Regions from separate parts of the Mus musculus genome. Here region 2 is linked to region 1. Evidence: chromatin loops called from intact Hi-C (ENCODE). Cell type or tissue: heart. All regions are shown on one strand. Links, peaks and the distances in the headings refer to the core of each region. The heading gives the core; the rest is flanking DNA.

Region 1 (16,220 bases), core at 5,696-10,695:
TTTGAGTATGTTGTCCCCACAGTCTACCTTTGCTGCTAGGCAACTGCTAATCTATTTCCTATCACTGCCATTTCATATTTTCTAGAAATATGAATTCCTACAGTTAGGCAACCAAGCTCCTTTCTCATCATGATGTGGGTCTCCAGCACATTATTTTTTACCCCTGGGAAATGTTCATCTGTTTTGTGACTGAACCAACCTTATGTCTGCCTCTTCATCAGACAGACACTGCAGTGGGGTGGAGTTGCTGACTGTTGGAAGAAAGTTAAGGAGAACATTTGATGATGCTTCTCTCTATGTTCCCATGTTCCCATTTCTCTTGGATAAATACCCAGGAACAGGATCTGTGGGCCCTATGGCAAGTGCCAGCTAAACTCCAGACAAAACCGCTAATGGCACCCAAGACTTTGTTCACATGTAAACCAATCAAAATTGAAGAAAAAAATTTCAGCTCTTCTGTTTTGACTGTCACATTTCCTGTGTTCTGTAACCTCACAGGTCTAGTGACTACTGAGTATGAAACACAAGGTATCCCCCAACACTCTAGAGTATTCTATTGGACAGCCTGGGAAAGTGAACACCTGAGTTTTACAACAAAAAGACTTCTTCATTGTCCAGTTTAGTGCCAAGAGACACCATTCCCTCTAGAATTAGCTTTACATTATGAACATTGGTGCAGCTCAAAGACCAGGGAGTCTGATGGCCTGTGAGAAGCTCTCATTTACTTGGAGCTTCTGGCTGGCTATCATATGGAGGAGCCACTACAGAAGCCCTCTTCCCTCCAGACCTCAGAACATTCCTGCCTGGGATGTTCAAGACCCACAGACTCAATGCAATGAAGAGGGGGCTCTGCCCCTTGCTGGGGAAAGATTTGAGTGTCCAGGTAGCATCACTCATTGATCAGAACCAGGCTCAGAGATGTAGCATCTCCACATCATCCCACATGGACTCTTCACTCCCCACTTACAGCAGAGGCTGAGGAATCCCACGACAGAGTGCTGGTCAATGGTCAGTCATCCCTGGTACAAGATCAAAAGTCTTTGGCTCTCTAAACAAACTTCCTAGGATTTGACAAATTACATATCTTGTACCCTCGGATCAGACATGTTTATCTCCCCTTCACTTTTGGTTCTGGTTCCCTGAGCTCTGAGTTTAGTGGAGAGGGGTCTGCTAGGAAAGGCAGGAGCATTGACACGGCAAGCTCACAGTCCTGGTGTGTGGCCTGTGAGAGGTACAACATATCAGAAAGGGGTCTTTGTTACCTCTGGGGCAATGTTGTGAAGGAACGGATTTGAACCACCAATTTGAACAAAGCTGGCAAAACAACACTGCTTCTTGTGGGCTTTCACCATTAATCTCTTATGTCAAGGGAGAATCAGATGCCTTAATGAGGTCATCAGCTGGCTCGGAATAGAACCAAATACAGCTGAAGGACACCATTGTTTGCCAGACATAGTGACTGGAGAGCGGCCGTTGCTTTTCTGTTCCAGGAAGAGAAGGGACAGCTGCAACCAACCTGCTCTGCAAACATGGTGGGGATCCGAACACCATGGGAGTCCACTCCTGCTTTGGAAATGGGATTCCACACCACCTACTTCCACACCACCAAGTTAAAAGGAGCTTCCTATTGTTTTCATGGTGATTCTAGAGGACCGGTTCTTCCTCCTGGGAGCCATCTTGCTTTCTCTTCCTTTTTGGTGGGAGGCTCAATGAAAGAACAAGATTCTCTCGGGGGGTAGGGGGTAGGGTTCTCAGAACTGTCCATGGAAATATGAGTGCATGTTTGTGTGGAGGACTGTTGTGTGATTTCTGTAGAGATATGGAAAAAAGGTCTAGTCACCCCAGATAGGACACTGTATTGGCTAGTTTTGTGTCAACTTGACACAGCTGGAGTTATCGCAGAGAAAGGAGCTTCAGTTGAGGAAATGCCTCCATGAGATCCAACTGTAAGGCATTTTCTCAATTAGTGATCAAGAGGGAAAGTGCCCTTGTGGGTGGAACCATCTCTGGGCTGGTAGTCTTGGTTCTATAAGAGAGCAGGCTAAGCAAGCCAGGGGAAGCAAGCCAGTAAAGAACATCCCTCCATGGCTTCTGCATCAGCTCCTGCTTTCTGACCTGCTTGAGTTCCAGTCCTGACTTCCTTGGTGATAAACAGCAGTATGGAAGTGTTAGCTGAATAAAGCCTTTCCTCCCCAACTTGCTTCTTGGTCATGATGTTTGTGTGGGAATAGAAACCCTGACTAAGATAGGCACTGATGACCCACAAAAGAAACAATTCTGTTCATCTCTTGCTTGGGAAAACCAATGAATTTGTTGAAGTTGCTTACAAGATTATGGGGGTCTCAAAAGCAGCTGCTCTGGAAAAGTCAACCCTATAGAAATACAGGCAAGCTGCACCACAGAACCTCCCCTCACAATTTGCAGATGGCTCCATTGAAGAGTCTCTTCTCCCACCCACCACTTTCTGCCCTTCCATTCTTAGGGAGAAACATCAGGGTTAGGGTTGTCCTGTAACATTTTTGTGAGTGCCATGAACCCAGAGACTCACCGCTTCCTAATGCCCTGGGACAGAGGTCAGGGCCCAGTACCACCCTTCCAGGGTGCACTTTGTACCTTAAGTCACCTTGGCTTTGGAAAGAAGGGTCCTGAGGTAGAGGGTGGAAAGAAAGACAGGCATACTAGGAAAATGAAGGACTACACAATGGATTTTTAGTAGATTGGTTGCAAAGGGGGACCCTATTTTTCCACCCTTTTTCATATGCACACCTCCTATAATGCACGTGTGCACTCTTTTCTCCAAGAGTTACAATGTAATTTCTGCATGCCCCATCTATGCACTGCCTGTTCAATTTTCTTTACCCAACTGAACAGGGTAGAGGCTGCTGAAACTAGTTCAGAACTCAGACTTCAGGATGCTTTGCAGACTTTTGCTCTCTCACCTGCACCTGACTGCTCCTGTGGAAACAAGCCTAGGGCCAGCTGTTAGAGGGCAAGACACCAGATGGAACCCGGAGGGTTGAGTGTTCTTCTCTAAGACCTCTGTAGAGCAAGCTAGGCTATAGATAGCTTGCAGGTGTATGGACCATCTGGTGGAGACCATGCTCACAAGTAACAGGATTGTAAGAGGTCACACACGATAGCTTCCTCAAGTCACTAAGCGTGTGATGTTTGCTTGTGGTGATTTGAATGTGGCTGATCCCTATAGTCCCAGGCACTTGAACCCCGGATTCCCAGTTGGGGCACTGTTTGGAGAGGTTTAAGTGATACAGCCTAGGTGGAGGAAGTACAGCTCCAAGAGGAGGTCTTGAGGAAAGCCTTGACTACTCTGCATTATGCTTGAGGTTCAAGAGGTAAGCTCTTGGCTTCCTGTTCTGCTGCCATGACAGCTGCCTGTTTCCATGCCGTGATGAACTCTTACTCTTCTGGAACCACAAATACAGCGCAGGACACTGGGTGTCCTCCTCTGTCACTCTCTGCCTCATTGTCTTGAAGCAGAATCTCTCACTGAACTGGAGGCTTCCTGCCTGGCTGCCCAGAGAGTCTCTCAGAACTGGCTGTCCCCACTCCCCAATGTTCCTGACTTTTTACATGGGTGCTAGCTAGGAATTTGAACTCCTGTCTCCATGCTTGCCCAGCAAGCGCTTTTTACCCATGGAGGCACCCCCTCAGCCCCTCAGCCCCTTACTGTTAATTCTTAAGGATTTTTCCTCTGTGCTCATTTTTTGTTTGAATTTTCTATTCTGTTCCCCCACCCACTCTGCCTGTGTGGTGACTTTAGATGGGGGTTAAGCAGAGGAACCTATTCATGCCTGGGTTTGTAGAAATAATGAGTCTAATGTCTGATTGCTTTTGTTTATTTGCCCTCTTGGGTGGCTACTTCGCTATATTGATGAATAATAGCTGAGACTGGAAAGCTATGGTTTTGAAATTTATAGCTAAATTTATGCATAATTTCCAAGCTGGAAAATTACATTTCTGAAGAGCTTCTCTTTCCAAACAGACCCTTCCCAAGCACCATCATGGAGAGAGTTTTTCTTAACCCTACTTACTCCTAGGTGCTGGTCATCATGTTGGTCAAAGCCTAGAGGGGCTGAAATACAGGAGATGGGTTTCATTGCTCTCAGTCGCTAGCTCCCCTTAATCTCCCCCCTCAACTGTCCATTGCATTCAGGGGATCTTTTCTGGAATTGGGGGTTGGCTGAGTGATGAGACACACACACACATACACACACACACATATACACACACACATACACACACATATATACACACACACACACACCAGGCATCCAGACATCCAGGCTCTAGACCCCACAACCTGCCAATGTGTTTCTTTGTATGTCAAAGGGGATTTAGGAGAGAAATAAGACTTAAAATAGGAAACTATCCTGGGCAATCCAGGTAGGCTTTGTGTAAGAACAGGGCACTTAGAAAAGACAGGAGAAACTCAAAGTGCAAAAGACTCTCAACCAAGTCCCTGTTGACATGAAAGGACCAGGAGTAGGGGTCTGCAGCCTCTGGAAGCAGCTCTCAGCCTTGAGTTGATTCTATCCTACCATCTCCTCATCCTGGTCTGCCGAGTTGTGAGAACTCAAGTTGGATTCATACTGCTCAAAGTGTGGTCCCATTTTCACTCCCAAAGAGAGCGTCTGTTGCTACTTATATTTCCAGAATACTTGGCTGCCATTAGCTGCTAAAAATAGCTTTTACTCAGCCTGCAGGCTTGCCTCCAGACCCAAGTATCACCTTCCCTGGGGGCAGAAGGGCCTGTGTCCACCCCTGAAGAAGCCTGTGCCACCTTCTGGCCTCTTAAGTCTGCAACCCCGAGTCCCCAGTGCCAGGTGCAGATGGGCTGGGAATTTGGGAGAAGAAGAACCTTCTGTGATGACTCCTTCTCATAGGCGGGCGTCGGCCCCATGCCTCTCCTCTGTGGCCAAGAAGGGCACGTGTGGAGTGGCTGCATATGAGTGCATGTGATACACACACACACACACACACACACACAGGACAGGCAACCTGGTGCCAGCAGCCATTTAAGAGTAGTCGCACCCAGAGGAAGCAGTGTGTGTGTGTGTGTGTGTGTGTGTGTGTGTGTGTGTGTGTGTACAGGTGCAGTCTCCCACACTGTTTTGCCTGCTTGGGCTGCAGCAACCATTTGTTTAATTCGGCTTCCCCCCCCCCCCTATTTTCTTTTGTGCAGCAAAAGAAGTTTGCGAAGTAAGCAAATATAAGTGAATTCACACCTTGCATGTGCTCTGGAGGCCTCTCTGGTCCACATCTGCCTGTCTCTATTGCTCTCGTCCAACTTCCAAGGAAGGAGTTGCTACTATGTAGGGCTCTGAGGAAAAGCAAGAGACTGCAGTTAGAGGGCTCCACTGTGCAGGAGGCACGGGCCGCTATGGGCGGAAATAGCCTGGAGAGCATTGAGAACAGAAAAGCCAGCAGGAAGTGCTGTGGTATGGTATTTACTACTCATTTTACAGGCTTTATTTCTGGGTGTATACACTTTAGTATTTAATAGTAGTGTGTTTATGAAGAAGCCATCATGGAGAGATTCCTAAAAATGAAACCTCAAGCCCACGAGTGTTGTAGCATGCTGGACACTCCTTACTGGATCTCCGTGGGGAGCAGAAGCCAGGGGTCAGGCAGTCGAAACTTCACATCAGGCAGGTCCTCTATTCCCCTGTACAGCTCCAGGGGGCTGAGTGTCAAATTCTTTCCTTGATGCCAAACACCCATACTTTAGCTCTGCTCAGACCCTGGGGAGACTCAAGTTCTGGAGTCTTCTGGAGTGTTCCAGCATGAATGGCTTATGGAAATGCATGCTCCGAGGATTTCCTACCAGTGAGCCAATGATCCCAGTGTACAGACAGTTTCCAAACATCTGTGGTGCTGAAGTGGAGAACCACTCCTGTGCCATCACAAGAGGAAACCACACCAGTGTCTCTGATCCTGGGGCTGAACATGAATGAGGCCAGGACAAGCATTTCCCAGATGAGGAGGAGCTGGTGGGCCCATCCCTAAGCAGTCCTGAGTGTCACAAACTCTCCAGTTAAACTTCCAGTTTGAGAACCCAGAAATCCCTTTCTGTTGCCCGGACAACCAGTTCCAGCTTCAGGTTAAAGCCGAGCAAACAGTGTGAGTGCCAGACTGGTACAATTTGTAAATCAGCAGTGCCCAAGATTACTGCCACAGCCTCATGCATCCTGCAGAGCTCTCTGGCCAGCCTGCTGGTGATAAGGCTCATGGGAGCAAGCCTCCTCCAGCTTCACCTCTGGGACATGTATCTCACGCTCTGGGTGAGTTCCTGACTCGATGCCTGGTGGTTGGTTCTATGCTGATCAGATTCTGCTCTGGGTGGTGTCCCACAGCAAAGCTTTTTCCCATGGGAGGAAACACATTTGCAACCCTAGTATCAGCAGCACACACGCACACGCACACGAGCATTCTTCTGCACACATACATGCACACAAACATATTTCTGTACACATACAGACATGGATATATACACATTCAAGCATGCCCCCCCACATATATACAAACAAACATGGATTTGCATACACACGTCTCTTACACACACACAAACATGCTTCAACAATCTGAAAACTTGCATATTGCTTTAAATACCATTAAGGTGCTAATGAGCCCATTCAGGTCTCCAGTGCATCCTTTACTCTGCTCTTGGAGAGCTTTGTCTGTTGGCTGTGGCATTTTCTTCCTGTACATTTCACAGGTTCTGTGTTGGACACAGTACTACTAACACTCCCCTTTCCAAAGCCCCAGCTCCATCTTCAGCATTTCCCATCCATCGGTTTGTTAGGCACCAACCCCGAGGTCTCTACTCAGTGGCCTCTCCCTCTCAACACACCAGCAGTCCCCATCTGGTGCCAAAGGCCTGGAGGATTCTTGAGAGCTGCTGGTCTTCAGCTTGTTAGCAGCGTCAGGATGGTGCTAATATTAGTGAAGGAAGCGGCAGCAGCAATGGAGTAGATGAGCCCATCAGTGAGAATGAAAGCCAGTTAGGAAAAAAAGAAGTCAACGCTCTTCTCTTTCCAGGTTCTTTATCTGACCTGCTACCAGAAGGCTCAGCCCACATTTAGGCTGGGTCTTCCCACATCAATGAAGACAGTCAAGACAACCTTCCACAGACATGCCTATAGGCCCATCTGATATGAACAATCTCACTGAGATTCTCTCATCCACAGCGATTCTAGGTTATGTCAAATTAACAGAGCTTACCATCACAGAGATTAATGGATGGGTTACATAAACCATGCAGATACGCTGAAAAAAAAAAAAAAAGGATAATCCACATCCCAGAGGAAAAAAGAGACTTCCTCACGCTACTCAGAGTGGCTCCCACTTTAAAAACCTAGGACGGCTCATTTCCGGTTGCTGCTTGACTCGTTCATTATTTCTGACTTCCTTCTTCCCATTTCCAGTGAAGCTTTTGCTACGTGCTCACTCCCAACCACCTTCTCCTTGGCGTCCCCTGTGCTCAACTTTTTCCCTGTCCCTTCCCAGGGAATCCCCTTAGCAGAATTCTGAATGCAGTAGAAAGCCAGTGGCTCCACTTCTTGACAGACCAGCCCTAAAGTCATCTTGAAAACTGGGGACACCAGCAGCACAAGGGGGTGGCCAGGGTAAAGCATGCACACGTGGGTAAAGCTGGGATGACGGGGATGCTCCCTGCTCCCCAAACTGGGTGAGACCCAGAGACCATCCAGGTGTTGAACCATTCTGGATTGATCGCCCCCAATCTGGGTCTCTGTAGGAAACGACTGGGTCATTTCACTCGGGGCCTGACCAGGAGGTTTCTGTCTGTGTCACTTCCCGCCCTGTTCCCACATGAGGCTGCTGGAGAAGTCTGAGTAGCAAAGAGGAAGCATGGGGGTGGGTGCTGTCCGGTGTCTTCAGAGGCGTGTCTACATCCATGCGTGTCACCCTATAAGAGTGAGTGACAGAGGACGAGGAGGTGCAGATTGCTGCTGACACCTGGGACAAGTGACAGAATCTTGTCCAGCACAGACAGCAAAGAAGCAACCATCAAGGACTCAGGAAGAGAAAAAGCCATTACAGGAGTGGTGATATGAAGCAAGGGTCCGAAGCAGCCCCTTGAACACCTTTTAGTCTAGCTCAGAGGGGCACAGTATAGGGTCTAGGGCCACAGACACCCTCTGCTATGATAGTGTCCTCAAGACCAGTCATAAATCATTGGATTTTTTTTTTCCATAGTGTTTGGACACTAGATGTCACTGCAGGAAAAAAATCTGACCAGGAAACCCATGCAAGGGAGAATGCAAAGTGAATGTTTTGGCTAGCAAGGAAACAGTTGCCGTGACAACGGGCAAGCTGCTAAAGAACTTCCTCCTTTTTGAACAGCCTGTGGCCTCAGGGTGATGTTCTGGTCAGCAGCCAGGAAAGGAGAAGCTGATCCTGTGTATAGTGAGAGATGGAAGAGCAGGAGGGAAGACAGACAGGAGGGAAAAACAGAGACAGAGACGGGTTGGCTCGGTGGCTCGGAAGGCATAGGCACTTGGCCTCCAAGCTTGACGACCTCACTTTGATCCCTTGACCCTGCACAGTAGAAGAGAACCCCAACTTAGACTCTAGGACTGTGGCCTTTTCTTGTGAACCATGATATCACCTTCCCTCCCTCTCAAATAAACATTTAAAAAGTATATACATACACATACATATACATAATGCGTATGAGTGTTTTACCTGCTTGCGTGTCTGTGTATCGTATGGACTTTATGCCCATAAAGGCCAGAAGAGGTTACTAGATCTCCTGGAACCGGAGATACAGTTGTGAGTTGCCATATCGGTGCTGGAATCGAAATTGGGTTCTCTGGAAGAGTAGTGAGTGCTCTTAACCATCTCTCCAGCTCCTAAAATGCTTTATAAAGGGAGAGAGATGCACAGCAAGAGGAGAAAGACAGATAGGCAAAAAGACAGAGATGTACAGGGAGAGAGACAAAAATGGAGACATAAAATCGGGGATACAGAGGGAAGACAGAGAAAAGAAGACATAGACACCCAAGGAGAGAGACGGAGACACAAGACACAAGACAGAAACAGAAGGAGGGAGGGACGGAGGGACGGAGGGAAGAAAGCAAGAGGCAGACACAGTGAGGGGCTCTCAGGAGACACACTTTGAGCCTAAGCCCTCTTCAAAGGTGCATATCGAAGTGACTCCCCCACCCCAGTTGTTCTAATGATGATCTCTGTTGGTCAGTGTAGTGTCCACTGCAGGTAAAGACAAGGGCGTGGCCAAGGAGGCTTCGCTCACCTTCCACCGAGTTCCCAGCAGACTCAGTTCCCAGCAGACTCCTGTGTGAGTGGGATTTAAAGTTTGGCCACTGAATATTCAGAAACCTTTTTGCCAGCCACATCTTTCATGACCCCCGTGTTCATTTTCATGGCCCCATACCAAGTCATGACCTTCAGTTTAAGAATCTGTGATTCACACGAGACAACCCTCCTGCCCTTGTCACAGCTGGTTCCTGGAGAGTGTGAACTTGCACCCAGCAAGTCTATAGAGGCCAGGATGTGACTTCTCTGGGGATAGTTGTGTTTTGAGAGGAAACTTCTTATTGGAACACATAAGATATTGGTAATTAGATATCTATGAATGGGGATGGAGAATTATGAAAGTTCAGTACTTGCGCTCTAGAAAAGCCTTGGGCAAAGTCCTTCAAGAAGCCCTGGGTGCAGCAGGTGGGCCAGATGCTTTTCAGAAGCTCCCCGATGCGTCAAGGAGCGGTGCTAGAAGAAACTACACCCCCAAAAAGATCAGGACAAGATCTCTTCTCAAGAAGACAAGAGAAGTATGTTCCAGGGACCTAGGTCTTCGGGAAGTGAAAGACTAGACTGTCCCCAACAGTGCTGTGAGCTGATCACAGAAGGCCACATGAGAGCTATCAACAGCGGGATCCACGGAAGCCAAGATGGATCCGGAAGCCCACAAGGACTTTTCGCAGCAAGACTGAGCCCAGAAGAGGAAACCTAAGCCACAGGGGACCTGGGGATGAGCCTTCATGGTGAGCTGCTCCACCTGAAGGCAGCCCTCTCTCCCCTCTGCCTCTGTTAGTCTGTAGCATCCTACAGCAAACATTTATTATTCCCATTATTTCAAAGCACAAAAGCATTACTTGGGCCTGTTTTGCACATAGCAACCACCTAGTTTCTAAGCCGTTTCAAGCACCCGCCTGGTCTCACATCTTGTTTATTAGGATGTACATTAAGTATATTGAGATAAATTAGACACTCTGGCTGTTGCTATCAAGACAAGATGAGGGAACTGGGGAGATGCCTTGTTATGTAAAGTGTTTGATGTGCAAGCGTGAGAATCTGAGTTCAAATCCACAGCACCCACGTAAAAGCCGGATGGGGTGGCAGTGTGCATCTGGGACCCCAGCACTGTGAAGACAGGAAGAGGCTGGTCTCAGGAACTTGATGGCTGGACAGTCTAGCTGAAGTGGTAAACTCCAGGTTCACTGAGAAACAGTCTCAAAACGGAGAGTGATTGAGACACCAGAAGCCGACCTAAGGACCCCACCTGTGTTCATGCACATATACTTGATATTTAGGCTTCTTTACAGACAGACGTACACTCACACACACACATGAGAACATGGGGCGAGCATATTCTGAGGCTCCAGTCTGGCTGTCGGGTCCCACTTGCCATCTGTCATGTCTCCAGATCCAAGAATGAGGGAGCAGATTTAGCTCCCACTGAATGCTGTGGCTTAAAACCTCCCCCTCCTCCCCCTCCTCTTCCCCTTCCCCTCCCCCTTCTCCTCCTCCTTTCCCTCCTCCCTCTTCCTCCCCTTCCCCTTAACTCCCCCTTCTCCCTCCTCCTCCCCCATCTTCCTCCTTCCTTCTCTCCTCCCACCCCCTTTAGTCCTTAACTTTTCTCTTCAAGTTATTGCCAGGGCTGTGCACATCTGACTGCCCCAGGTGGCGACAGTGCATTCATTGTGCCTGCATTTACTATGATGAGGGGAGGAATCTTCAGACACTTAGCTCCCCACCCCCCTATCCAGAGAAAAGGATCCCACAAATCAGGGGAAGCCCTCACATTGGTTTACTGGCAAATGTGGAAAACCAGGAAACACGCATGACTTGGCCACACCTGCTCACAAGTACGGATGCTGTGGAAAAAGCGGCAACTGCTACTCCTGCTGCCCTAGAGGCACCCCATGCGTACGCAGACAGTGGCCTTCTGTGGGGATCCCACCTCCCATCATGGACCTAGTCCTCAGTGACCCCCTTCATGCTCTGAATTCCAACCTTGGTAGAACTTGATAACGCTACTCGCCTTTTCCAACAGTTCTGCTGGGCTTTTAAGATATCACTGGCTCTCAAAGATGATCTGTGGAGGTAGGGATAGGGCTCCGTCATTAAGATGTTTTCCTTGCAATCAAGAGAGCTAGAGTTCGAGCTCCAAACTTATGTTAACGAATCAAGGGTTGTTGGGACACACTGTAATCCCAGTACTGGGGAGGTAGAGACAGATGGACTCCTGAGGCTTGCTGCCCAGACAGCCTAGCCTCTTTGGCAAACTCCAAACTCCAGGCCAGTGAGAAATGAGAAATCCAGGCTCAATTTTTTCAAAGGGTGGCTATGTCTGAGGAATGACAGCTGAAATTCTTCTCTAACCTCTACATGCACTCATGGGCACATGAGTCCACAATTACACACACACACACACACACACACACACACACACAGAGAGAGAGAGAGAGAGAGAGAGAGAGAGAGAGAGAGAGAGAGATCCTGAATTAGTCTGGCTGAGAGCTTAGAAGCCCCTAATGCAAGAGCCAGACCTGTACTGTAACAACAAATGTCTGAGAACTATATACTCCAATGGCCACCAAGTCATGTTCATAGGCCAGCTCTGATGACTGTCCGTTGTCATGTGGCTCATAGGCAGGAAAGAATAGTCTCTTTACTTTCTGATGATCAGAAGAAAAATCAGAAGTATAGCATTTTGTGATGCACAAGAACTCTCTGGAATTCCAACGTCATGTCCATCAGAGGTTTCATCAGGACACAGCCCTGCTCGTGACTCCATGTATTTCTACAGCTACTTTAGAGACTGCAGCCCACGGAAGGGCAGAAATGGTACCCAGCCTTTTAAAAGATTCCTCCACGGTCAGGTCTGCAGCTGAGACATCCCACCATCATCTCCCTTCACCTCCCATGGTTTCCCAATATTTGTTCCCAGAAAACCACAGCAGGGCCTTACTCTTTGTCTTCTTTGTCCCAGTTGCCTGGAGGCTGTGGGTTATTTCACTGTGTCCCTCCTCAGCCACAAGGAATGCAGGCCCCTCACTTTCCCCAGATCTTTGTTGATCTCTTCTGCCTGCCTCAATGGCTCCTTTTCTAAACTGATTGCAGCCCAGCCCTTGGGACCTGCTCTGCTCTGCTTGCAACTGAAGTCCCTCCTGGCCTGCTTAGTGTTTCAGAGTTGCCCATCCAAATATCCAGAGCGGTCTGTCTTTGTGACCCCTCCCTAGCATCAACCCAGGGGAGCCCTTGGAACAGAATTGTCAGTGAATTGCTTACTGAGTAGATGGCAGGATTAATGAGTCACGCATCCTACTCCTGAGCAGTGCAGGGCCCAATAGAATGATTAATTGATGGATTGATTTTCCTTCAAGACATCCCAAATGGCCTCTCCCTCTCGTTCAGTCATTTATTCACTAGAACAGTCCTGAGTATCAAGGCTGGGTTTGCTTCTAGAGTTGCAGAGATGTACAAAGATGGAAACCAACCCTGTGTCATCTCTCTAATCCTTAAAGGGACAGAGACTGAGCTGCCATTTCCTGGAGTCCATATCTCTTTACCTATGTTCCCCTGCAGAGCCTTGCTTAGCCCACACCTGTAAACAATGGGACCACCTTACTGCTGCCCTGGCTCTGCCTGAGCTCAGATCAACCTCTGGGACTCATCAGGCATAGCAGCTCTTTGGGTGGCTGCCTGATTCTGGGTCCCTGGGGCTTTGGCTCAGGTAGAAAGGGCAGTAAGCTCTTATCATGAGAGCCCTCCAATCAGGGATGTGGGTGTCTGTCAAAGACTTCTAAGACCTAAGTGGTGTTGTTTCGTGCCAGCTCCTAGGGCACTGGGTTATGGAAGGGACAGCTTAGGCTGAGAGCTCACTCAGCCTTACCTCATAAACTAGAGAAGCAAAGCAGAAAGATGCACAGTATACAGATGTAGAAATTCGACAAGGTATGATGGAGGTGGCCCCCAGCAGGTAGGGGTTTGTACAATGGTTTAGGATGCAGCAGAAGCTCAGGGATTCTACAGAGAAAGAACTTCTGGGCAGGGATTGAAAAGCATCCAGGGAGAAGAGCTGCCAAGACAGGAAGGTTGGGACAGCTGAAGACTGAGCCCAGGGGAAAGATGGGACTGCAGGATGGGAAAGGGCACCAGCTGTGTTAAGGATTTGCCTTCCATGGAAATGCAGACCCTGAAGGGCTTGAAGAAGATGCCACAGGATAGCATGCATTTCAAAAGAAGTCATGAGGTGGAGGCAATAAGTGACCTCTGTTGGGTTACACTCTTGGTTGGCCCTGCCCCTCCTTGGAATGTTTTCACCCAGAAGGCACATGGAACCTCAAGCACGCCAGACTGCTCAAGAGTGTGTTTACACACACACACACACACACACCTTCACACCTTCCCTTCTCTCTTCATCTTCTGTCTGATGAGTACTTCCTGCTATTAGGTCAAGAGCCACCTGCTGGGAAAACAGGGCCTTGTCCTGTCTTCACCATTCAGAGCTTTAGTCTCCCTCCTGTCAGAGCTCACAGTTGCCCCTGCCATGTTGCCTGTGTGGATTTTGAAGCATGCAATTACATTAAGATATTGAGTGGTGTCTTTTCTCCAGGTCATAGACCCGCTCTAATTGGCATTTTTTTTTCAGTATCTTTCAGAACAGAAAGGACAAACATGCAAGTGCTGTAAATGCTCCAGGATCCCTTAAAAAAAAAGCCAGTTTGGCAAGTAAAATACCCATCTATAGAATGGAATAACTAAATCTTAAAAGACCAGTTTGAACCATGATGGCACTGCATGCTTTTTTGAAGTGGAAGGAGGGGGATTGTGAAGTAGAGGCCAAACTCTATTCTATAGCCCCCTTTTAGTCAGTCAGTCATTTTTAAAAAAATCTCTAACAACATAAAGTATAAAAAGATGAAACAATAAACGATCACATCCAAGTTGGGCAAGACAAATGGACAGAGGAAGAGTCCAGGAGGAGGCACAGGAATCAGAGGCCTGCTTGTTAGCAGACTCAGGGATCCCATAAAAACTCTAAACTGGACGCCATAATATGTATGCAATGGACCCGGCGCAGACCTGTGCGTGCCCTATGCGTGCTGATTCAGTCTCTGTGAGTTCATCTGAGCTCTGCTCATGTTGATCTAAAGGGCCTTGTTCTCCTGGTGTCCTCCATTCCCTGTGGCTCTTCCACTCTTTCTGCCTCCTCTTCCACGGGGTTTCCTGAGCTCTGACAGGAGGAATTTGTTGGAGTACCCCAGGATCTCCCACTCTGTGTATGTGTATCTAGCTGTGGGTCTATATTTATTCCCATCTGCTGCAGGAGGAAGCTGACGATGTCCGACCAACGCACTGGTCTGTGAGCATAGCAGGATAGCATTAGGGATCATTTTATCACATTTCTTTTTCTCTTTATAGATCTATGGTAATTGGTTTTGCCCTAGGTCTCTAGATTCTCAAGTCTCGGCTCCTTTGTCACCCAAGCAGTGGAAAGTATGGTTTCCATCTCGTGGAGTGAGCCTTAAATCAAATCAGTGATTGGTTGATTGCTTCCATAAGCTTTGTGCCACTCTTGCCCTTGCGTATCTTGCAAGTACTGTACCGTTCTAGATGAAGTGCGTGTGTCTGGCTTGGTGTTTGTGTTTCTCTTGGCGGTGTGGAGAGTACCTTCCTGTACCAAAGATGCTGAGATACAGGGTAAAGGCTCTGTGCAGGCACCAACCCTACATCTCCATGTTAGTGAGTTGCGTAGGTGTTGTCTTCAACAATAGGTGTTGTGTTTTTTAAAAAGGTAAGGGGAGAGGAGTAATATGTTTGGTGGATGTGTAGTCAGGGGGAGGGAGAGGGAGTGCCTCTGTGGGCCCATGCTGAGGCATCCCTACCCCCTGAGGGACCAGCCACACAGTGGTATAGTATAGAATAAACTTTATTCAGGCATGGGGGGAGGTTTGAGGGAATAGAGACAGAGAAAGTCAGAGAGAGTAGAGGAGTAGAGGCTGGCCATGAGCACGTGGAGAGAGTGGGGAGGAGAATGGGGAGAGAGGGGGAGCAGGAACAAGAGGGCAGAGCAAGAGCAAGAGAGCAAGAGAGAGAGGAGGGGCACGCAGCCCCTTTTATAGTGAGTCAGGCACACCTGGCTGTTGCCAGGTAACTGCGGGGTGGAGCCTAGACTGAATGTCAATAATAGGGCCTTTCTGTCAATTTGTGGAGAGCAAATTATAGTTTTGGCAACAGTCATGGGCTATTTGGGGATTCCATTGGGACCCCTTTGGACACCTGAATTAGCTGAAACCCAATCCCAGGACAGGAAGTTTCATTTGGTGACAAGACATAACCAGTAGGGATATTGCTTCCCCAGTGTTTGGTGATTCCATGTAGATTACCTCCATATATGTATATGTCCTAGGAAGTTTCTACTGCCTTAAGTGTCCATATCACCTCTCACACACCCCTTAATTTCAGGTGTCGCTCCCCATCTTCCCACCTACAATCTCCTCCTCCACCTCCCCACTGGATCCTCCCATCCCAGCCTCTCTCACCCTCCCACACCTATCTCTTCTACTTCCCTTTCCTGATGACATCTATCTGTCCCCCAGTCCCTTACTCTGTTCCTAACCTCTGTGGTTCTGCAGTGTGTGGCTTGGTTATCATTGACTTAACAGCTACTATCCACATGGAAGCAACTATATACCATATTTATCTTTCTGGGTCTGGGATACTTCACTCAGGATCATTTGTTTTTTGTTTTTTGTTTTTTTTTTCTGTTGTTCCATCCATTTGTCTGCAAATTTCATGATGTCATTTTTTTTAACAGCTGAGTTACCCCATTGTGTAAATGTACCACTTTAAAAAAATCTATTCTTCTGTTGAGGAACATCTAGGTTTCCAGTTTTTGACTATTAGACTAGAGCAGCAGTGAACATGGCTGA
Region 2 (16,220 bases), core at 6,447-11,446, 220 kb after region 1:
GCTGGTGATTAAAACCATCATGCATGCTAGGCAAGCACTTCACCAACTGAGCGACATCCCTCAGTTCAAATTAAAGTTCTCATGCTGGGGGTATTATCTGGGGCTTCCGGAGGGTCTTCCCTGTAACTCACCAGTCTTTTAACTGAGCAAGGGATGCAGGGAGACACCTGAAGATGTTGTGATACTCTGAAGATGGTGGGCAGGACAAGTGCCAAGGCATGTAGGTGTGTCTCCAGAAGCTGAAAGCAGAGAGAAGTAGTTGCTCCCTAGAGCCTCCAGAGAGGAGTGCAGTGCTGCTGGTACCTGGATTTCAGCCCAGGGGGATCCACTTCTGACATTGTTTGTCTCTTGAGAAACAAGATGCCTTCGAGCTTTCCTGTCTTCAGCACCATCTCCCAGAGAGGACTTGCTATTCCTGGACAAAGAGGTCCCTATGCCCTGAGATGCAACAGTCACCCTGATCCCGTTCTATCTGGTCCTATCCCATATTACCACCACCACCACCATTGACACAGATTGTTTTCCAGCCCAGCAAAATATCATGACTCATCTGATCATCTCCGAATAACATTCTTTAATCTAGGAAAGCTATGGAGCTACCCCTCAACGCCTTGTCAGACACCAGGGCTTGGGTCAGATTCCTTCCTGATAACCCTAGAGGGCTGGGCAGGAGTGACTGCCCTCAGGGAAAAACAGGGAAAGGAAGAGGTAGGAGCTGGGTCATGAGAGTGAAGATCAGCTATGAGACAGCCATGATCAGATGGCCAGGACTGAGGGGTTTCCAAGCCAAACAAAGTCCAGTGTTCCATCATCACCTGACACCCACTGTCTTAGTTAGGGTTTTACTGCTGGGAACAGACATCATGACCAAGGCAAGTCATATATATATATATAAAACAACAACAACATTTAATTGGGGCTGGCTTCCAGGTTCAGAGGTTCAGTCCATTATCATCAAGGTGGGAGCATGGCAGCATCCAGGTAGGCATGGCACAGGCAGAGCCAAGAGTTCTATGTCTTTATCCAAAGGCTGCTAGTGGAAGACTGACTTCCAGGCAACTAGGGTGAGGGTCTTAAGCCCACACCCACAGTGACACACCTATTCCAATCAGGTCACACTTATTCCAACAAGGCCACACCTCCAAATGGCGTCACTTTCTGGGCTGGTCGTCTTGGGTTCTATAAGAAAGCAAGCTGAGCAAGCCAGTAAGTAACATCCCTCCATGGCCTCTGCATCAGCTCCTGCTTCCTGACCTGCTTGAGTGCCAGTCCTGACTTCCTTTAGTGATGAACAGCAACTTGGAAGTGTAAACTGAATAAACCCTTTCCTCCACAACTTGCTTCTTAGACATGATGTTTTGTGCAGGAATAGAAACCCTGACTAAGACACCCACCCAAAGCTAAGGGTCCTTATTTCAATGTCATCTGGAAGAATAAGACTTGGATTTCAATGTGGGATCATCTGCAGTTGCACTGAGATCTGACAATCTTGATAAAGCCAAGTAGAGTAATCGTTCACCCAAAATGCTTGTGACCCTAGGTGTATTTGAGGTTTTTCCCGAGGTTAAAATAGTCATGTTTCTGTAAAATGAAAAATCTGGAGGACCACAGACAAGTATAAAACCCATGCATGCTGCACACACCTTTCTGCTGCATTATCTTTTCTTGGTGAGACATGGAGAAAATGTCCTTTCATCCTAGGTAGGGCATCAGTGATTGACAGAAGTGACTCCATCCAAGTCCACTGCGGTGTACTGGTTAGTTTATGGGGCTTACGTTAAAGGAGTGTGAGTGGCCACAAACAACAACAACAACAACAACAACAACAACCCTGAAAGTTCCATCACATCCCTGCATGGGTGATGGCCACCAGGAAGCTGCATGGATGGAGTCCCCTTCAGTCACCCTTACCTGGGTCAGGGATGCAGAAGGGAGAGAGACACTGGAATTGGAGGTGAGGGTCTAATGACCCATCCCACTCCTTCCTTCTCTGATGGATGGCAACAGAATCTTGTAAAGGTCTCCTGTGGGTGATCATAGCTGTACATGGAAGACAGCGTTTCACAATAACCTATTATGGCTTGAAGGTAACTTTAAAATGATATTTGTTTTATTTTTAAATTGTGTCATTTAAGATATATATTTATATATTTATATTTTATGCTCTCTGTATGTGTGTGTGTGAGAGAGAGAGAGGGGGCGGGGGAGGGAGAAGAGCCCGACTCTTTCAGAGGCAAGCACACCCTAGCTTTGATGTGGAGTAAGCTCTTTCCCACTACCATGTGGGCTCTGCGATTTAATGCTTAGTGTGTCATGCCTGCCAGTGAGGACTTCTACTGACCAAAACATCTCAGCAGCCCTGTGATATGTTTAATGGTTTTGGGCCTGAAACCAAGCTTTGTGGTGTGGAAGTTTCCTCTTGTGACACCGTGGTGGTGCTCATAGAGTTTAGGATTTTGGAGACTTTCCACCCCAGAGTTTTTGGATTACAGATGCTCAACAGTAAGTAGCCCATTAAGTTAATCTTACAGATATTCAGTTAACGTGAAAAATCTTTTAAGAGGTGACCTTAAGCTAAACAGTAAGCTGCCTGTTGTTTACATGGCAGGAAGGCAGTCTTTGTGTCCTTAAAAATAAGCATGGACCTAAAAATATCAGCGCAAATGAGGTAAGACGTGCAAGTTAGGAGTGGCCGTGTGTGCCTGAAGTCACAGCACTTGGAGTTTGAGGCAGGGGAAGTTCAAGGTCAACCTCTGCTACACAACAAATTCAAGGCCAGCCAGGGCCACATGAGACCTCATCTCAAAAAACTGAAAAATAAAATAAAGTCAGGCTTGGTGAAATGGCACTTCAGGCAAAGTGCTCACTGAGGGAGCTTGGTGGCCTGAGCTCAATGCCTGGAGCCCACAAAGAGAAGGCAGAAGGAGGAGGGAGTACAAACCACACAGTCACCCTCTGACCTCTACCCTGTGTCATGCTTGCATCGTGGCTCATGCATGCCCCTCATCCCATACCACGCACATATACAACAGTAATAAAATAAAATAATAGTGACATAGAATCACCAAGAACTAATTGTGTCCACCTATGTATGTGTTCCTATCACACAAGACCTTAGAGTGAGATTCTGAACAAGTTAGTGGTGGTTAACCCATTGGGCCACAAGTTAGTGGCAATTAAACCACCGGACCACACAATGCTGGAGAGACCCCCACAGAGGCCATCATAGCCAGCTCGAAGACAAATCTGCCAGCCTGGTTATGTGTTTTCTTGAGTTCTAATGCGACTCCAGCTATGACCGATAAATCCAAGATCTGTAACAGACAGTCAGTGGCAAGTTTATTAAAGTGTTATAGACAGAATAGTGTGCCCACTCTCCAGAGAAGCCCTAGCCCAGCTCCTCTGGAGTCTGGGCTTGTGTTATGAGGTGGCAAAGGAGACTCTAGGTGGCAGGTGGAATTAAAAGTGCTAATCCAGATGACCTTGAAGAGGTGAGCTGAGGCTGAATCATCCTCCTGGGCTTAGTCCAATCCCAAGGGTCCTAGAGAAGTGGGAATGGAGGAGAAGGAAGGCTCTGGTGTGACAGAATAAGGAAGAGTTTTGTCACCTTTGCTGGCTTTGAACAGGGCAGACGAAAGCCACAAGCCAAGGCACTCCATAACCTTGAAAAGCAGAGATCCCACCAGACTCTCAAAAGGACCAGTAGCCTGATGACATGTTGATTTTGATTTGAGAGCTTGTGCCATACTTCTACAGACATGTGCTTACCTCGCCAAGTCTGGGGAAGCAAGAGCGAGCTGGTAATGAGGTTCCAGGTGAGCCATGACCCTCAAACAAGGACTACCTGGAGATGACAAGCCAAGTGCAAGGGGGTTGGGCATTCCAGAGACCTGAACAACATGCAAAGCTTGATAAATGGGGACACTCGGAGATGACACGCATTTGCAAGTACAGTCACATACATAGCACGATTCTGCTATGGGAATATTCCAGGGATCCTGGAAGTATGTCTAAATTAAGAACGGATTACCCGGGTACAGTGGTACAAATGCATAATCCCAGCACTAATAGTTCGGGAGGTGGAGACAGGAGGATCCAGAGTTTGAAGTTAGCCTGGGCTACCTTTGGAGATCTATCTCAACAACGATAAAAAGTGAGATCAGATTATTGGGTCTCTAAAGCAATGTTAGCCTCTGACCAGCACTTACTATCTCTGAGTTCCTGTGTTAGGAATTCACAGGAGGCTCAGACAGGATGGCTTGTCCCCATGGCATGTGGGTATCAATAGAAAGACTTGAAGCTGAGCAGGCAGAACCATCTAGAGAGGCTCATATTTACACAAGCTCTCTCTAGGTATTACGAATCTCTTCACATCATGGTGGCCAAGGGGAGGCTGGAGAGAGAATAAGAAAGTAGATTCAGTAGAGGGAGAAGGAGAGAAGAGACTGCCAGGCTCTGAACATGAATGTTTCCAAGCCTACACATCTCACATGAAAGCTTTGACTGTGCCCTCTGGTTGAAGGGGTTGAGAAAACATGGTTGCCAGCTCTCATCAAAGCATGGAGTAAAACAGTTATGGGCTCAAATCCTGCCCCAGCCAGTTGTCAGAGTAAGGTTCAGGGTGACGATCACTGATCACCACTCCTTCTCCTGAATGTTGTCCTTGTGACCTGTCTTTTCTAGTTAAGAAAATAAAGGCTCCGGAGCCCCTTGGCTCTGAGCAACGCTTTGTGGGAAGAGCCTAGACTAACTACATCGGCGGATCCAGAAGGGAGACAGCAAATCAAATGCCCAGAGTGGTGCTGCTGAGGTCTGTGTCAGTTCTGTGGCATCTGGTACCAACTACACAGGCTTGGGTCAAGTACCAAGCAGGAACATAGAGTGCTTTGCTCTCCCCTGTGACGTCATTTCATCAGATGGTAGCAAAATCCTGAGAATAAACTCTCTGCTGTGCTCTCTGGACTCTCCCTCCTGCCCCTCCTCTTGTGACCTCTCCCCCAGGGCCATCAGGAACTTCTGTAAGACACTTCCCATTACCCGGCATGGAGACCTATGGCCTGTGCTGAGTGCCAGGCTCACATGACAGCCACACACAGTCAGATGGGAGTCTCACCAGTCTTGAGCTGAGCGTGAAAAGGAGTTGAACCAAACCAGGTCAAGTGAGTGCAGGGAAGCGGATATAGCACAGTCAAGTCCCCTGACACAAGAGGCTGCCTGCATTTCTCAGACGTGCCTCACAGATAGTTTAGGAGGAAGGGCTATGGCGCTGTGTTCAACGGAACATCTTGCCGTTTAAAGCATGGCCATAATGCTGTTCTTATAGATGTCACAATTCATATTAGCTAAGCTTTGGACAACAAAGGTTATGTCAGCTGGATTGGATCTAGAGACTCACTCGGCGGGCAAATCTATGGGCACATTTGTGAGGGAGTTTCTAGATTGGGTCAAGGTAGGTAGGCCTAGTCTACATGTAGATAACATCATTCAATGGGCTTGGGGCCCAGATTAACTGAAAAGGAGAAATCCAGCTTGGATACCAGATCCTCTTTTCTTTTTCCTGTGGACTCAATGGGACCAGCTGGCTCACGCTTCTGCTACCTTGCCTCCCTTGCTATGATGGGCCATATGCTTGAATTGTAAACCCAAACAATCCTGTTTCTTCTTGCTTTCCTTCCTCCCTTCTTTCCTTGCTCTTTTTTTTAAAGAAAATTTTTTTTTATTTTATGTATGCGAGTACACTGTCACTTTCTTCAGACACACCAGAAGAGGGCATCAGATCCCATTACAGATGGTTGTGAGTCACCATGTGATTGCTGGAAATTGAACCAAGGACTTCTAAAAGAACAGTCAGTGCTCTTAACCACTAAGTGGTCTCTCTAGCCTCCTTCCTTGTTCGTTTGTTTGTTTTAAGTTCCAGATATTTATTATTGTTTTAAAATTGTGTGCTTGTGGGTATAGGAGCTCACAGGGGGCAGAAAATGGTGTCAGATGTCCTGGAACTAGAGTTACAGATAGTTGTGAGTTGTCTAGACTGGATGCTGGGAACTGAACTTGGGTCTTCTTCAAAAGCAGTATGTACTTCTAATTGCCAAGCCATCTCTCCAGTGCCAACTTTGGAGACTTCTGGTGACCAGTTTGAGAGTCATCACATCTCACGAGACTAAGAGTACCTCTCATCAATGGACTTTCAATTACTGCTTTAAATGTCTGGAAGGACCATTGCATGAGAAATAATCAGAGTGTTTGGCTGTATTTACTGGAGAGGAGTCAGTAAGAGCCGAATGAATATTTCCGGGGTAGTGTTGATAAGAGAGCTTTATCCAGCACCTACTATGTGCTGGACATGATGAGTGGACCCTGACAGCAGCACTGAAGAAGCCTGTCTTCATGACCAATGAAATTTAATGGGGAAACCATTTCTTGGACACCTACTCTCTATTGGGCACTGCTCCAGGGCCTGAGGATGGGATGGCAGATAAAACAGATGGAATTGTAGCCTTCAGGAACCTTACACCCGAGTTAAGCAAGTAAAGAGTTGTGAGTTAGGTGGGATATGTGGAAAGAAGAAAATTGAGCCAGTGTACTGGTACCCTTTACAACTATAAAACAATAGTCCAAGGCGATGATCCCACGGTTCTAAAGGTCAGAAGTCAAAAGCATGTTGACAGAGCTCTGTCCCTTCTAGAACTTATAAGACAGCTGAGACATCCTTAGAAACTAGTGCTCTTTTTACCCACAAGGAGGTGAGGCACTAGTATTGGTGAACTGGGATGCCACTTTGCACAGGGTATCAGGGAAGGTCTCCTGAGAGGGTGGTTTTACAGTGAATACATACAGGAAACGATGAGGCTGGTGAAGGTTTTGGGGGAAGATGCTCCTGTCACCAGGTGTTCTCAGAGCACATCAAGGAGGTCAGGGTGCCTGGAGAGGATAGGACAGAGTGGAAGCAGAGGTGGTCTAGTGAGAGGGTGAATTGTGTCCCTTGGACACCCATGAACCTCTAAGTTCCATGACCCTCAAACGGGACACATTAAGAGATTGACTCTCTAAAGAGGCATCCAAGTGACGATGAGGTCAACAGGGCTGGCCCTGATCCAACAGGACTGATGTCATTCAATGAAGAGATTAGAGTGTAGACGTAGAGGACACTGGGCAAGGACGCAGGGGTAAAACGCTTGTCTCCGAATTGGGGAGGGGCCCACAGGAGAAGCCAACCTCGCTGACACCTGGATCTTACACTTCTGCTGTTTGAGCTGTGTGGTCTCTGGTGCTCTGACATAGTGGCTAGTGCTCCTGAGAAGAGGGTCGGTCCTGAAGCCCAGAGTTCCGTCTCTTCTGACATGGGTCGTCTCTGCTCTTCTCTGAAGGACATGGACTCTTATGGCCAGGGTTTTGCTCATACAGAGCCACCCTGTGTCACCTGGCCCCTGATACAACCCTGTGTGACTTGGAAGTCAGTTCATGGGCATATAAAACCACCACTACTCTGTCCACTGTTGTTGCTATGAATAATGGAGTCTTGTGTCTTCTAATCAGTCCCTTGGGATTGTGGTAGACCAATTGACAAGCTTAGTAGGATAATGCACACTGGAGATGCAGCTCAGATGAGGAAAGAAGATCAGAATTCAAGGTCAACCTTGGCTAAACAGCAAGTTTGAGAGTAGCCAGAGATATGTAAATCTCAAAATAAAAACAAACACAAGCTGTGGAAATGGAGACTCTACCCAGCTTGTGGTATGCATGCAAGCCAGGAGGGCTGGGGGAGCCAGGGAGGATGGGTGGCGTTGGAGGGAGAGCTGTGACCAGAGGAGAGCCATGGCCTAGAGGCTCACTAGAACTACTTTCTTGAGACTGGTCAATGAGGAAACAGGAAAAGGGAAGATGCCTAGGTTAGGTCTCATTCACTAATCCGAGACTACATAATGAAGCCTCAGCAGGATGACAGAAAGCGAGAAGATTCTGGCTCCGTCCAAAGGCAGAGCTGACATTCTGGGATCTAAGAGAACAAGGGAAGAAAAGACCACACACTGCATTTTCAAATTAGTGAACAAAGGTCTGTACTGCCTCGGACTGGGGTGGGAAGAGGTTCACAGGTATGGGGAAGATGTCTGATTTTTATTTTGTTATTATATTTTTAAAGCAGAGTCTCACCTTGGGTCCACAGCAATCCTCTGGTTTTAGTCTCTTAAGTGCTGAGACTACAGGATGTCCAACAGGAGAAAAGTCATGTTCAATCCAAAAGTTGGATGTGATGAGGAGGGGACAGGTGGATAGGTCTGGGACAGAAAATTTAGTGTCATCAACCTCTATATGATATTCAAAGGCATAAGAGAGGCAAATAAAACAGGTCTAAGGTTGACTCCCAGCATCATCCATATTTAAACCTTAGAGAAGTACAAAGGAACCCCCAAAGAGATTGAGAAGCCAGATGTGAAGCAGGGGAGTCCTGGAACTATTTCACAAAGAGTTGGGGTTTCAAGGTGGAGTAGGGACGAACAGTAGAATGAACCCACATGCCAGCATCTCTATTAGTGTTTCTGCTAAGGACGAAGATAGAGGCAAGGCACAGAACAAGCCAGGGCCTCTGCTGTGTTAGGGACAAGGAAGGCTGAACAGTACACTGGCTTGAGGAACACTGGAACTCGGAAGAGTTCCAAGAACCAAGAGCTAGGCTGCCTGGGGCCCTGGGCTGCCCATTAGCTTGCATTTGAACCAGGTAAAGCCCAGGGCATTTGAATCAGGAATGTGGGCTGTTTATAAAACACCCCTGCATGGTGAGACAGTGCATAGACCCAGGACCTTTACGGCCTCGGACTCGTCCTGGATCCTTGGAAATCTACAACAATCTAATTCATTTGGAGTCGTTGGCATGAGCTCTCAGCTGCAGTGCGGTCTAGCTTCATGGGCTCCTGGACTGGGCTAAAGTGGGGTTAGTGTCGGGCGCTCGGAGGGCTGCGGCGTGGAGGTTACAACTCAGTTGTGCAACATTTTCGTGGAAAAGCCTAGAAGCCCCCGTGGAATTCCGTCTCACCTACCACCCCAGCCTCAGGTTTAGTTTATTGATGAAGCGTTGGACTCCCGTGTATCCCATGGGAAGGGAAGTAACTATCCTGCTGGGTTTAGAAAGGAGGCAGAAAGTTGCCAGACGGGGGGAGGGGACCCCGCGCGTCGCAGAGGTTCCTTAAGCGCTCAACTGGCAAACAAACAAAAGCGCGGGCGGGCGGGCGGGCTCGTGCGCCACCTTCCCCGTACAGAGGCGCGGGGGCTGGCACGGGGCAGTAGGGATAACCGAGAGGGACCAGGGCTCTCAGCTCGCAGATCCGCGGGCTGTAGCGGCATCCGGACGTCCCGCGGGGCCCGCCCAGTGCGCTGCGACGCGATCGCACAGCGCACCCCACGCGCGCGGGCCGGCCGGCGTGATGGACTACAAGTCCCAGCAAGCCCAGAGGCAGCGCGGGGCGGGGTCTGGCGCAATTCCCCGGGATCCGGCGCGCTGGGAAGCGCCGCCGAGGACGCAGCGGCGGCCGGAGGGCGGCGAGCGCAGGCGGGGGCGGGGCCGACGTGGGCCAGAGCCCTGCGTGCCAGGGAGGGGGCTGGCCGGGCAGCGGCGGGCGGCGCTCGGAGCGGTCTCCGCGGCTGGCAAGGCGCCTACAGCTCGGTCCCGGCTTGGCGGACGGCGCAGGGCAGCTGAGGGCCCCGGCCCGCGCGGTAGCGCGGCACTCACAAGCGCGCGGACCCAGCCGCAGCCGTGCGCCCGGAGCAGAGCGGCCACTGCCCGGGGGCCTCGGCCCCGGCGCTCGCAGCGCCGTGCTGCCTGCGCTTTAATGGCTGCTCGGCCGGCCGGCGTGTAGGGGTGCGGGCGGCTGCGGCGCGGGAAGGCGCCCGAGCGAGCCTCCTCCGCGGCCGGCCGCGCTCCATGGCGCCGCGGTCTTCCCGGACGGCCCGCTGACCCGGGACGCTGGTCCCTGCTATGAACTGAGCCCCTCTACTGCTTCATCCTCAGCGTTCTTTTCTTTTTCTTTTTCTTTTTCTTTTCTTTTCTTTCTTTCTTTCTTTCTTTCTTTCTTTCTTTTTTTTTTTTTTTGCGCCTCCTCGGCTCCGTGCTCCCCGGGGGCTGCGGCGCCCCGGGTCTCGGTGGCCCGCGGGGCTCCGGGGCGCGGGGCGGCGACGACGGGGGGCGCGCGGCTTTGGGCGCCGCGCCTGCACCATGAACTACCAGCAGCAGCTGGCCAACTCGGCTGCCATCCGGGCCGAGATCCAGCGCTTCGAGTCGGTCCACCCCAACATCTACTCCATCTACGAGCTGCTGGAGCGCGTGGAGGAGCCGGTGCTGCAGAACCAGATTCGGGAGCACGTCATCGCCATCGAAGGTGAGGGCCAGGCCGCCCGGGGCTTCTGGAAAGCGCGGGGGAGCGGGCGCCCCTGGCGCGGCGGGGTGTGTGCGCGCGTGTGTGCTTGCGTGTGTACACACGCGGCTGCCCGGCGGAGAGAGCACTGCGGTGCCTCTTGTCCCGCAAGGCCGGCCAGTCAGCCAGGGAAGATGGGTTGTCAGCGTTCATTTGATAATGGACAATGGAGTCTCTCCTGTGAGAAAGTGGCACGGTGCTGCTACGTCCGGGGCGGCCCGCAAGCCCCGTCCGGGCCCAGCAGACGCCTGGGGGCAGCTGCTTGGGATGGCGCCACTGGATCCCTGACAGGTTATCAGGCCCGGCCTGAGTGTCTTTCGTGGACGTTGAAGATGTGTTTTGAGAAGCGCTGCTGCTGGGGATGCTGTTCCGGCCAGCTTATTCAGTTGCTTCATGGCTGGCTACCCCCCCCCCCCTCCAGTTCGCGGATACAGGGGAGGTGGCACATGTAGGAAGCCAATGGGACCCAGGCAGTATCATGCCCCAGTGCTGATCGGACTGGCGTTGTACAAACGCTGGCCGTTTTGTACTAAAATCCTGAGGCAAATTATAACCCTTCTTGGGAGGCAGGACACCTTGATACTGTCTTGCTGAAAGGGGCACTTTAATCCGTCGGCTACTTGGGAGCCACCCAAGGGGCGGAAAAGTGGATGATCTTGCTGCCTGTAAGCCTGTGTTTGCACAGAACACTGTTTTGAGCCCCCAGTGTCAGGCAAGGCAGTATCCCTGCAGGGGAGGATGGAGCCGGTGGCTTTGCCCTGGCTTGTGCTCTCTTTGGACTACCCATGGCTCCCGTTTCTCTCCTACTAGGTGCCTGACCTGTTTCCTTGGGTTGTTTCTTCGGGCCTGCCATCATTTACCTGGGGGAGCAGGTGGCATCTAAATGGGTAATGTGTCATAGATCAGCCAGTGGATTAGCAGTCTATCCTCTTGAGTTGCTGTTGGCCAGTGACAGTAAAAGGCCTGCAGGTGGCTTGTCCTAGTGTAATACTGCGCCTGCCAAAGGCTAGTGAGTCCTCTGTTGAGAGCCATGGGAACCTTCCAAGTCTAGCAGGAGTGTGTTCAAAAACAGGTGCAGGTACTGCCCTGGGCTCCTCCCCCGACTCCTCCCCCTGTTGTGAGACGGCCTCTGCCCCTAAGAAAGCTTGGCTCCCGTGTGTTCTGAACTTCTAACCCTGAAGTATTTGGGTTTAAAACTTGGCTGCTTGGATAGAGATGGTGGAGGCTCTGTTGCTGATCCTCTTGGCATTTGGCAGCCTCATGTACTTGAACCACGTCCCAGGCAGGCTGGAAGACTGACTGACTATCCACCGGATATATTGTAGTTCTAGGGGAGGGTCCAAGCAAGCTCCATCCTGATGAGGGACTGGCTCTCAGTGCACCTGGGCCCCCTGAGTGTTCATGGCTGCCTGTGGTGGCTTCAGATGCTTCCAGACCCACTAAGAGGCACAGCTTCTTCTGTGTGTCATGGAGTTTTGTGGTGTTGAGGAGGGCACTGTCTCCCCTCATCATCCTCCCAGTTGATGGTGAGGAGATAGAGCTGATGGGTTCCTCTGAGAGCCGTCTGTGGGTTCCTGTCAGAAGTGCTGAAAGGTTCTCGTGTTTCTCTCAGATGGCTGCTCAGCTTCCTGGCTGCGTATACAGAAGTCTGATGAAACCCTTTGAAAGCTGGTGCCAGGAATGGAATGCACCTGACTGGAGCTTCTTGCTCTAGAGGAGAGAAAGACCTCCAGCTGAGTGTGACTCATTTCCCATTCTTAAAGCTACACTCTAGGGTCTTGTTAGCAAGAGGATGTTCTTTCGTGTTTTTTTTTTTTTTTTTAAAGTTGTTCTTCCGCAATGATCTCTCCTTGATAGCTTGATGCTCACCTTAATAAGACGAGTCCATGTCCCCTTCTCTTTATAACCTTTGTCATTCTCAGTGAAACCTGAGCTAGTGGATGGCTCATGCTGGAGACTCTGATAATGCTATTCTTTCGGCTAGGACTAGAAATGCCTATATTGTGCCAAGTCTGTAGTAAATTCAGTGAGCCCGGAGAAGAAGCGGTGGTATCTGCCTCTGTTCGTTGAGCCCTTACTTATCTACAGCGGTACACTGCACATTTGTGGAGAACTGGAGGACAGATGTTTTGGTATTCACAACGGCCTCACCATATAGAGGAGGAGGTGGAGGTTGGGAGGGGTCATGACCTCTGAACTAAAGGGTCAGTCAGGCCCCGGGTCTCTGTCTTCCCAATGCATCACTGTTTCAGGACCTCACTGTGCCTCTTGTAATTAAATCCTAATTCATGGGTTATAACGGATTGGCCTTTCTGTGTAAGTTTTAAGATACGGGCAGGTCTTTCATCTGCTTCTTCGGTGTTTGGCATAGTGAGAGCGTTGCCAAGTTGTGTAGCATGATGGTCTTGGGTGAGAAGAGGATAAACGGTTCTTACTGAGAACCTCACGCATGCGTGTGTGCTTTGATCATCTCTGCCTCCCAGTCACTTCCCATCTCCCCTCCCAACTTGATGCGCTTCCTCGCTCTCACTGCCATTACAAATACACAGGCCCATTTACTGCTGCTGTGCATACGTGCACTGGTGCAGGATTGTCCACTGGAGCATCCATTGCTCTTTTAGGGGCCACATCCTTGAAGAAAACTGACTCTTCCTCCCCAAAGCAGTCATTAAGTGCCAGATGCTCCTCAGCTAGGGACGAGCCCTTCCTCGTCTGTGCTGGAATTTTGGCAGCCTTGGTCTTGTGAACGCTATCATAGCTGGTATTTATTTATGTGCACAGTGATGTCACGTCCAGCGAATCCTGCTTCAGTGTTGACATCCACTGTCATCTTTCTGACCCTTCCTCTGCAAGGATCTCCGAGCCTTGGTGAGAGGGAGCAAGTGTTAGACAGGTGTTCCCTTCAGAGCTGGGTACTTCCCAGTTTCTTATGCTCTGGGTATTGACCAGTTGTGGGTGTCTATTAATCTGTCCTGCAAAAAGAAGCTTCTCTGATGAGGGTTGGGAGCTGTACTAATCTAAGGGTATAAAGATTAATTCAGGGGGCAGTTTGTTATTATATCCCTATAGGAGAACAATAGTATTAGGTTCTCCCCTCAGGCCTATAACCTAGCAGAACATGTGTTTTTGGCTTAGTTAGCAACACCAGACATAGAGTGCGTCTTGTAGAACGAGATTTAAATCCAACCAGAAAGTGGTTGGTTACTCCTATAACATTTGTGCCACTAATGCATATATTGCCATGTGCCAGTGGATATATCTTGGTAGGCTAGTCATTGTTACAGCTTGTGGGATCCACAGCTGGGTAAAACTGTCAAATATTTTTAGTTCTTGGTCACATAAATATAACCTTCCAGCACTATGACTGCTAGCCAGTGGGGATGAAATCCCAGGTCAGTACCAGCCTGATTTCTTCATGTCTTACGTATGTGGTGACCTCAGCTATAGGGCCTACTGTCAGATTTAGAAGTTAGCTAAGAATGACAGCAGTAGGTTATAAGAAGTGTCTGTTTTAGGAGTCTGTGGTATCCCACTAATCAGTAACTTTTGGGGGGCTGGAGAGATGGGTCAGTGGTTAAGAACACTGTTGTTCTTTCATAGGATCTAAGTTCAGTTCCCAGCATCCATGTCTGGTGGATGCCTGTAACTCCAGCTCCAGGGGATGTCCGATGTCCTTTTGGGCGTAACCAAATGTGGAACCTGCAGACACAGGTGCATGCAGACACAGGTGCATGCAGACACAGGTGCATGCAGACACAGGTGCATGCAGACACAGGTGCATGCAGACACAGGTGCATGCAGACACAGGTGCATGCAGACACAGGTGCATGCAGACACCAAATCTGGATAGGTGTGTCTTCATTGATGCTCAGCTAGGAAGGCATTGCCTTGGTGGTACAAGGTGACACAGGCTTGGAGACCATGACTAGAGTGTATGCAGGACCACCACAGTAACCGAAGTGAGACCCCATCCCTGTCAGAGACACACCCAAGTGTCTCCTTGTAACATGACTAATAAGCATGAGAAATTACAAAACATGAATCTTTCAGGAAAAGGTATGCCTGTCATTGGAAATATTAAAAAAAAAAAAAAAATCACCTGCCTCACAAAACCAAACCTGTCACTTCCCAGGCTGTCTAGTTAGCCCTTCTCCCCACCGTGGCCCCTTATCAAGGCCTTTGGGTTGTCATGACAGGGGCTTTTCAGCCTTAGGGGACTTTTGAAGAAACTGTTTCTGTGTTTACATTGCACACCAGCATTTGCCTCTGCCATGGTGGCTTTAAAACCTCGCTGCTTTCTGGCATCTACATGATTGTTTGCTCTTGGGGTGGGGAACAACCTTGGGGAAGAGGAAGATGTTTCAGCTGCTGAAACATTCAGTTGTCTCAGTGAGTCGATTTTGCCCTTCTTGGAAAATAAAGACAGACAAAATGGTTGTAAGAGCCCACTGAAGTCCCCAAATGACAATACGTTGAGGATACTGTCTGTAGGCCTGGGACACATGTGATTTTCATTCTCTACCCTGTTTAAAACACGATCTTTAAAAAAAAAACAACTTTTTTCTAGTATTCTTTTTTTCTTACTCTGAGAATCTTCTTGACTCCTGAATCTTTGCCATTTAAGGAAACATTAATGATTGGTTTCACACTGAGCCCAGCAGATTTCTGGGGGTGTCCTGCAGGGGCGTGGTCTGCTGTGGGATGTAGCATGTGCCATCCTCTGTCCGGAAGTGAGCCTGGGACCTGCCTCACCTCCATCAAGCCTCCTGTGTTAGCTTTCCTTTCCCTCTGGCTAGTCAAGGACTCTGGGGTGGATGGGTTGAGGTGTACCAGCCGGTAACCAACTGTTTGTTAGGTAAAGCTTGTCGCTCTTTTAAGGCTACAGCCTCTATTAGCAGTCACACGTTGTAATTCAGCTTGCCAATAGCAGAGCCAGGATCCATGTGTGAGCCTAGGGCTGGCTCATTCAGACCAGCAGTACACTTCCAGACATACCAGGCACTGCTGGGAAACCCAACCAAGTCTCTCAAGTTGAGACACCTCCCCACCTCCATCATTGTTCAATGATCTGTATACCTGTGTTCTGCTCGGGTCTACCATAGGAGGACTTGACGGGGGGAAGGGCACCGTCCTTCTATGTCCTCTTAAGTGTACATGCATATGTGCAAGTTTGACGACTCTTTAGTGGCATCTTAAGCCCCAGCATTTGAGGAATCTTGGAAGATAGCAGGGAGTCTGCTCAGTCCCATGATGCATCTGTGTTATTGAACATCTGTGCCCACTGGAGTGCAGGGTACTTAACCCATGTTATGCCAGTTCATCGTGTGGTAACCATCCCAAAACATGGCTACTGTCCTGTTGTATGACAACATTTTTCCTGGGAAGATACAACACACTCACCACAGAAAGGGATCTATCCCATGACAGACCAAAGTAAAGATATACCACCAAATCCAACTTGAACTAATGAGTATTACTGGGGTTACTTACATGAGTGGCTGAGGGGTCACTTACAGGAGCAGAAATGACACAAAGACAGCTGCATCACCAAAGCCCACCCCAGTGTGAGTGACAGCTCACAAAAACCGGGGATCTGGAGCACACTGCACAGCCTGGGGGCAGCTCAACAGGTCAGAGAGTGTCTATTCTGAGCGACTCAGTTGGTCTAAACCTCTTCAGAGCAGCTCCACTGGTTTGTTTCTTCCAGGCAGCTAGCTGGTTTGGTCTCAGAGTCTTCTTTGTAGCTTGGTTTGTCTGAGAGGGACTCTCGGCTTTTTATTGCTTACTCTGGGAGGGAGGGAGAGAGGGGCCTAG

What was found. A loop is a pair of places that touch in the nucleus more often than their neighbours do. Peaks named below come from ENCODE experiments on the same cell type or tissue, not always from the same donor. Only the 100,000 strongest peaks of a DNase experiment are listed, where the experiment ranks them.
Region 2: a loop joins it to region 1, with 8 times the contacts of the local background. A loop is called at or near these places in 10 of 42 quality-filtered maps.

The regions. Positions count from the first base shown.
Region 1 is chr1:89,227,215-89,243,434 of GRCm38, forward strand. No RefSeq gene overlaps it. Among named protein-coding and RNA genes, the nearest start is that of Gm34331, 130 kb to the left of the region's middle. In heart, for the core only: a CTCF peak has its summit at 8,249 (motif pointing right); DNase peaks (open chromatin) are centred at 7,867 and 8,357.
Region 2 is chr1:89,445,223-89,461,442 of GRCm38, forward strand. Agap1 (ArfGAP with GTPase domain, ankyrin repeat and PH domain 1) reads left to right here and starts at 9,589. Exons shown (of 18, transcript NM_178119.3): 1 at 9,589-10,370. The coding sequence starts at 10,208. In heart, for the core only: CTCF peaks have their summits at 9,508 and 11,360; DNase peaks (open chromatin) are centred at 9,509, 10,409, 10,729 and 11,399; H3K4me3 peaks cover 2,866 bases; H3K27ac peaks cover 2,339 bases.